2 separate regions of the Homo sapiens genome follow, and region 1 is linked to region 2. The links are chromatin contacts, found by Hi-C in ENCODE. All regions are on one chromosome and are shown on one strand. Each heading gives the region's core, a stretch centred on a gene start or an enhancer-like site at or near the end of the contact. The rest is flanking DNA. Distances are from core to core; before and after follow the strand shown. Region 1 has its middle 45 kb from the start of DLG5-AS1. Region 2 holds the start of ZCCHC24 (zinc finger CCHC-type containing 24).

What was found. Hi-C counts contacts between places; a loop is a spot of excess contacts on that map.
Region 1: a map of gastrocnemius medialis shows a loop between it and region 2 (7-fold over the local background). The contact joins the enhancer-like site here to the promoter of ZCCHC24 in region 2. A Hi-C loop is called at or near these places in 1 of 168 maps with a recorded cell type or tissue (gastrocnemius medialis) and 1 of 37 single-sample maps with no recorded cell type.

What each region holds. Positions count from the first base shown.
Region 1 is chr10:77,969,958-77,973,266 of GRCh38, forward strand. No RefSeq gene overlaps it. Among named protein-coding and RNA genes, the nearest start is that of DLG5-AS1, 45 kb to the left of the region's middle. RefSeq lists enhancers at 1,151-1,661, 1,294-1,588. Within about 2 kb of position 1,459, at least 16 of the 41 ENCODE cell types and tissues checked have a DNase peak (open chromatin) inside an H3K27ac peak, as active enhancers do; they include gastrocnemius medialis, where a contact is called at or near this core.
Region 2 is chr10:79,444,049-79,447,300 of GRCh38, forward strand. It overlaps ZCCHC24 (zinc finger CCHC-type containing 24), which reads right to left and starts at 1,576. Exons shown (of 4, transcript NM_153367.4): 1 at 1,147-1,576. The coding sequence starts at 1,392. LOC105378383 (a long non-coding RNA gene) reads left to right here and starts at 2,193. Exons shown (of 4, transcript XR_946104.4): 1 at 2,193-3,252. RefSeq lists silencers at 1,429-1,488, 1,499-2,008.

The DNA of each region.
Region 1 (3,309 bases), core at 209-2,708, 1.5 Mb before region 2:
ACTCCTTGGCAGATTCCAGCTTCCATGACTACCATCCTGCTTCTCTTTTCTGAGTGTGGACTATCCACCTTCATACAGGTCTCAGGGTTGGGGCCAGGCTAGCAGGAAATAGAAAATCATTTCTGGTTAGCCTAAGCCCCAGGAAGCATTTACTGGAAAGTTCTTGGAGAGTAAATGGAGGAGCTGAATGGCCAACCCCTAGGCTATGTGGCTACTGAGCATGTGAAACTCGCTATGTGCTAAGTGTAAAATAGACACTGGAATTGGAAAACTTAGTATGAAAATAAGAGTGTAAAATATCTCAGTCATTTTTATATTGATTACATGTTGAAATGACATTTTGGGTACGTTGGGTTAAATAAAATGCATTGTTAAAATTAATTTCTCATTTTTTCTCCCTAGGCTCAGGTGATCCTCCCACCTCAGCCTCCCAAGTAGCTGGGATTACAAGTGCGTGCCACCATGCCTGGATAATGTTTTGTATTCTTTGTAAAGACAGGGTTTTGACATGTTGCTCAGGATGGTCTCAAACTCCTGGATTCAAGCAGTACTCCTGCCTCAGCCTCCCAAAGTGCTGGGATTACAGACGTGAGCTACCATACCTGGCCAATACTAGATTTAAAATTACATATGGGCCAGGAGTGGTGGCTCACACCTGTAATCCCAGTACTTTGGGAGGCCGAGGTGGGTGGATCACGTGAGGTCAGGAGTTCAAGACCAGTCTGACCAATATGGTGAAACCCCATCTCTACTAAAAATATGAAAAAATTAGCTGGGCATAGTGGCGTGTGCCTGTACTGCCAGCTACTTGGGTGGCTGAGACAGGAAAATTGCTTGAACCCAGGAGGTGGAGGTTGCAGTGAGCCAAGACTGCGCCACTGCACTCTAGCCTGGGCAACAGATCAAGACTCCATCTCAAAAACAAAAACAAAAACAAATTACATATGACTTACATAATTACTGTCATCTATATTACTATATACTACAGTACTGCTGGACAGTGCTGTGACTAGATTAATTCCACAAGGAAAAGAGCCATAGGAATATTGCTCATCATTCTAAACCCAGGACCTGGTATTGGCGCCAGGATATAGTAGGGGGTCAAAAAAGTGTTATTTGTTGAATGAATGTTTGACAGTCACATTTTCCATCAGCCCTGAAACATTTTAAACAGCCTGCAAAGGGAATGTGATCTAATTTAAATGTCAGTTTATATATTTAAAACAAAACAAAACAAAAAAACCCCACCGTAACTCAAGCATGAAATTTGCAAGAAGGGGAAAGGAAAAGGGAGAATGAAGGGATCAGGGTCTCAGTCTCTTTTTTCTGAGGGATTAGGGGGATATTCTGACCTTTGTCAAGCCAAAAAAGAAAAAAAGAAAGGTCCTGCCCATCAGAGGCAGAGATACGATCATCCTCCACTTCCTGTGGCCCTCCCCCTCTTTCTTTGCTAACAGAGGCGTCTATTTTTAGCTAGGCACATGGCCACCCAGAGTCCAAACATTTTCCAGCCTCTCTGGAGCTGGGTTTGGCTACGTAAGTTCTGGCTCATGGGATGTAAACAGAAGTGTCAAGTAACTTTTGGGAACTTTCCTTAAAGGGAAGTGCTATGTCTCTTTCCCCTTCTCCTGGCTGGAATGCCTAGAACCTCAGCAGCCACATTGAACCATGAGGAATGGTGGAGGGGTGGTGTAGCAGAAGGCTGGGAGGGGCCTGGGTCCCTCCCCGACAACTTGGTGAACTGTCGTATCAGCCTTGGAATGCCTACTGTGGACTTTTCATGTCAGAAAAGAAAATCCTATGTATTTCAGGCTTGTTGACTTGCATTTTTTGGTCACCTTGTCCTAACTGGTGACTGGTGCCTACCAGCCTTACGTTGCTATCACTGGAAGGGACCACTCAACTACCTTGAGAACACTCAAGTACCTTCCCGGACAGGGTCTGCTCCAAGATGACTGGATTTCTTTACCATCAGCTGTTGATTTATTTTTTTGAGACAGGGTCTCACTGTGTTGCCCAGGCCGGAATGCAGTGGATCTTGGCTCACTGCAGCCTCCACCTCCTGGGCTCAATTGATCCTCCCACCTCAGCTGGGACCACAGATGTGAGCCATGATGCCCAGTTAATTTTTTTGTATTTTTTGTAGAGATGGGGTTTTGCCATGTTGCCCAGGCTGCTAGGTATTGATTAAAAAAAAAAACAAAAACTGGCAAGACCTTCAGAAGGTACAAAATTAGAAAGGTACAATAGAACAGAGTGAAGCCTGGGCAACATGGTGAAACCCCATCTCTACCAAAAAAAAAAAAAAAAAAAAAGAAAGAAAAATTAGCTGGGCAATGTGCCTGTAGTCCTACTCGCTCTGGAGGCTGAGATGGGAAGGACTGCTTGAGCCTGGGAGGTGAAGAGGTTGCAGCGACCCGAGATCATCACGCCACTCTACTCCAGCCTGGGCGACAGAGCATGAACCTGTCTGGGAAAACAAACAAACAAAAAACATAGGGTCACTTCCTACCTCTGTCCTTGTCATACCCATTTTCTGTTCCATTCTTCTTCTTCTTCTTTTTTTTTTTTTTTTAACAGGGTCTCACTCTGTTACCCATACTGAAGTACAGTGGCGTGATCTTGGCTCATCACAACCTCTGCCTCCCAGGATCAAGTGATTCTCCTGCCTCAGCCTCCTGAGTAGCTGGGATTACAGGTGTGTACCACTAGTACCCGGCTAATTTTTGTATTTTTAGTAGAGACGGGGTTTCACCATGTTGGCCAGGCTGGTCTTAAACTCCTGACCTCAAATGATCCACCAGCCTCAGCCTCCCAAAGTGTTGGGATTATAGGCATGAGCCACTGTGCCCGGCCCTAATATATTCTTTTAAAGAGAGAGAAAAATGTTAAGTTCTCCCTTATGGGATACCTTCTTACATAATCTAAATACATAGCTGTTGTCAACATCCATACCTCTACAAAAAAACCTGCCTGTCTGAATTATTCTGGTCTTACTACCTGTGACTCTAAAATGAGATCACGCTTACCTTATGGCCTGCATTAAAGTGTTCAAGCCCTCAACCACACAGTGGCCACATCCATCCCCTTCCCGAACCCTTCTCCCCCCCCATGTAAAATACTTCCCACGACCTACTGATTGAGCAGACAGCTGGGTAGTCATTATGTCTAGGGAGGCTGGATCCCAAGTCCACCAAGCTCCACTTAGGGTCAAATAAAGAGAGCCAGGGGATTGGTTTTTAGTTGTGAATTCACAGACCATGTTTTTCAGTAAAAAAAAAAGTCACTGTATTAATAATTGCAAACATT
Region 2 (3,252 bases), core at 326-2,825:
ACATAGGCTTTCCTCCCCAACCCATTCAGGACTCTGACTCTCCTAAAACTCACCGGTGTGCCCAGGTCTGGAAGGAAAGTGACCCCCATGTGTGTCCTCCCCCGAACACACCTCTTGCATCTTTGCAGAGAAAACCCCCACAAGGGGAGGAAGTGAAGGCCACAGATGGGTGTCTGAAATTCCCAAATGAGGCAGGAGTAAATGGAGGGAGGGGAGGAGTCCAGCCCACGGAAAGGAGTGGTATCTGGGCAGGCCCTGGAGACTCTTCAAAAAGGGCTGGGAGGTGGTGGCGATCTGTGTATTTATCTTGCTGGCAAAGAGGCGCTGCCCAGTCAACTTTGTAACTGAATCCACCAAACAGGCAGACTTTGCAACACAGCCGGCCCAGGTTTCTGCAGAAGGCGCTGGGCAGCTGGAACCTCTCCCCCCCCCTTTCTAGCCCCCCTCCCAAGAGCTCAAGAGGATTTCCCTTTCATTTCCTTCGAGGCTGGGAGGGCTGGGGACAGCGCAGTCTGTGGGGTCAAGCCCTCAGAAACCACTTCCTATGTGGCTGGGGGAGGGCGAGCAGCTGGAGGACGTATCTGGGGTCCCCGAGTGAGAACAGCAGGAGAAGCCCTCTGGGCAGTCACTGCTCTCCAGGGTGCCTTTCGGGTCGGGAACCGCAGAGGTCGGAGAAAAGATTTTAGGCCCTTCCAGAGGAGCTCCGAGCAGAATCTGCACTCTCGGTCCCAGCCCGCGGTGGCCAGGACGAGGATAAGGTTGGGCGTGAGAAGGACACTTCGAAGGGGCTCCCCGCCCAGGCCGCACCCCAGCTGTCTGAAGAAAATCCGGAGACAACCCCTCCTCAACTCCCTCCCCCAACCCCTTTGGAGCAGGGCTGCCCTGGCAGGGAGAGGGGGCGGGAGAGCTCCGCCCCGGCCTGCATTGCTCCAGCCCGGGCTCAGCCGGGAGGTGACGCGCACCCGGCACCCCGGGGACTTCGGGCGGCGAGTTTGGCAGAGTTGAACGAAGCCAAGCCAAGCCGGGCCCGGCAATGCGGAGCCGGGCCGCGCCAGGCCAGGAAGAGCGGGTCAGACAGGGAACGGCCCGCCACGGTGGGGCGGTGGGGCGGTGGGGCGGTGGGCGGGGGCGCGCGGGGGCACCCACCTCTCCGCGCTGCAGCTGGAAGAAGCTGTTGAGATAGCTGGAGTGCAGGGGCGAGCCCAGCTGCTCGGGGCGGCCCTTGCCGAAGGCCAGCTCCGGGGGTGCGGCGCCGGCGGTCGGCTCGGGCCGGAAGGCATCGAAGGCGCTAGCCTGGTGCGTGTCCTGCAGCGACAGGTAGACCCAGTTGAGCAGCTGGGCGGGCTGGTACACCGAGGCGGCGCTCGTGTCGATGGCCGACAGCAGGCTCATTTTGTGGCGGCGGTGCCGGCCCCTCCCCGGCCGCCCGCTCGCGGCCCCCCTCCGCAGCGGAGGGGCGGGCACCGGGGAGCCTGTGCCCACTGCCCGCCTCCCGAGCCCCGACGGTGATCGCCCCGCGCCCTGCGCCCCGCGCGCTGCCCGCAGCCGCTGCCGCTGCCGCCGCCTCCCCCCGACTGCGGCCCCGGCGCGCGCAGGCGGTGGAAGGAGGCAGCGAAAGTTGGGCAGGAAACTTTTGGCCCCGCCCCTCCGCCCCGCCCACTGCGTCCCGCCCCGCCCGGCGATCCGCTATCTGCCTCGCGGCTGACCCCTCCAGCGGCGGCTCCGGGGGTGGGGTCCACGATGCCCCGCCGCCCACTCCCTGCCCCGCCTGGCACTGTCCTCGCCCTGCATTGGCTGTCTCGTTGAATATGAACCGTCAGGGGTGGGGAGAGAGGGGAGTGAGGCTCATCTGCATATGCAGCACGGCGCGGGCCCGCCCATGCGAGGCCCCGCCCAAGCCCCACCTCGTCCCAGCCCGGCCAACCCAGCTCCCCGAGCTGCCGGGAGCTCAGTGCAGCCCCGGCCTAATCAATTTCGTCTCCCTCTGTCGTCAGCGCTCTTGTCTCGTTCTTTCCAAATCCTCTGCAATTGTTTTTCACTCACTTTTCCTTTCCTATTTTCCCTCCTTTCTCATACTCCTTCTTTCTCTCTCTCTTAGACTAGTACTAGTCTCCTGTGTCCGTCGTCCTTGTATGTGGCGCCCTCCGTGTGTGTGTGTGTGTGTGTGTGTGTGTGTATGTCCTTCTCTTTCTCTCACTCTTCTTGTCTCCTTTCTTCTATTTCCGTCTGGTCTGATGTTTCTCCCTGTCTCTCCCGCTCCTCTCTCAGACGCGTGTACACAGACGCACACACTTCTAACTCCCTCCTCTCGCTATCACCATCGGACCCTCCCCCTCCTACTTAATTCCTTCCATCTGCAGAATCACTTTGCGGGCCGGCTGCGCCAAGGGGGGCCCGGGTTCCTGCCCCAGGAAAGACTCCCCGCCCCCTCCCCCCCCCCTTCTCCTATTTCTGCTCTGGGCCCGCCTCGCTTCTCGACCCTCTTCCTCCACCCCGGCTCCAGCCCTAGCCCGCCCCGGTGCCTTGGCGAGTCGCCAGGACACCAGCCTGGGCCGGGGGAGCTCGGGAAAGCGGCTGTCACCCATCTCGCTGGGACAACTCAGCTAGTCCAAGACTGCCTGGAGGGAGCCCCGCCCCCGCCTCCGCCTCCGCCTGACGCCCCAGGAAGCCCCGGGGCCTTCACCGTCTCTTTCTCCGGGTGGTCTTTGCTGCGCCAGCACCGGGGACCTAGCCCAGAGGAACTCACCGCCTGGCTGGGACCGAGTCACCTCTCCCACTTTCAGTCTGGCTCTGGAGCCATTCCGCCCAGCGTTGGAGTGCCAGCTTGGCCACCGTCCAGCGGAATGACCTCTGCATGACGCCTAACCTCTGCGAGCAAGCCTGTTTTCTCCTCTGTAAAATGGGAGCAGTCATCCTCCCGCCGCCGGGGACATTTGTGTGCTTCCCAGCTTGGGTTTGGTAAGCGGAAGATATTCCATAAAGGACAGCTCTTCCCCGCCACCCACTCCACGAGTTACTCACATCACCTGCAGGGCACCTAACCACATCTATGGTCGCTCGCACCACGAAGGCCTTCAGTGATGACCAAATGCCACCCTTTTTCACCAACCAAGAGGCCCTTGGATCTCAGATCTCCATCTTGTCTATCAATTTGCAGTTATTAATACAAACGACAGCATATGTATCAATCATGTCTTCATATTTTCATTCATCAAGAACACATCTATACAGTACCCTTTATATTTTTAAACA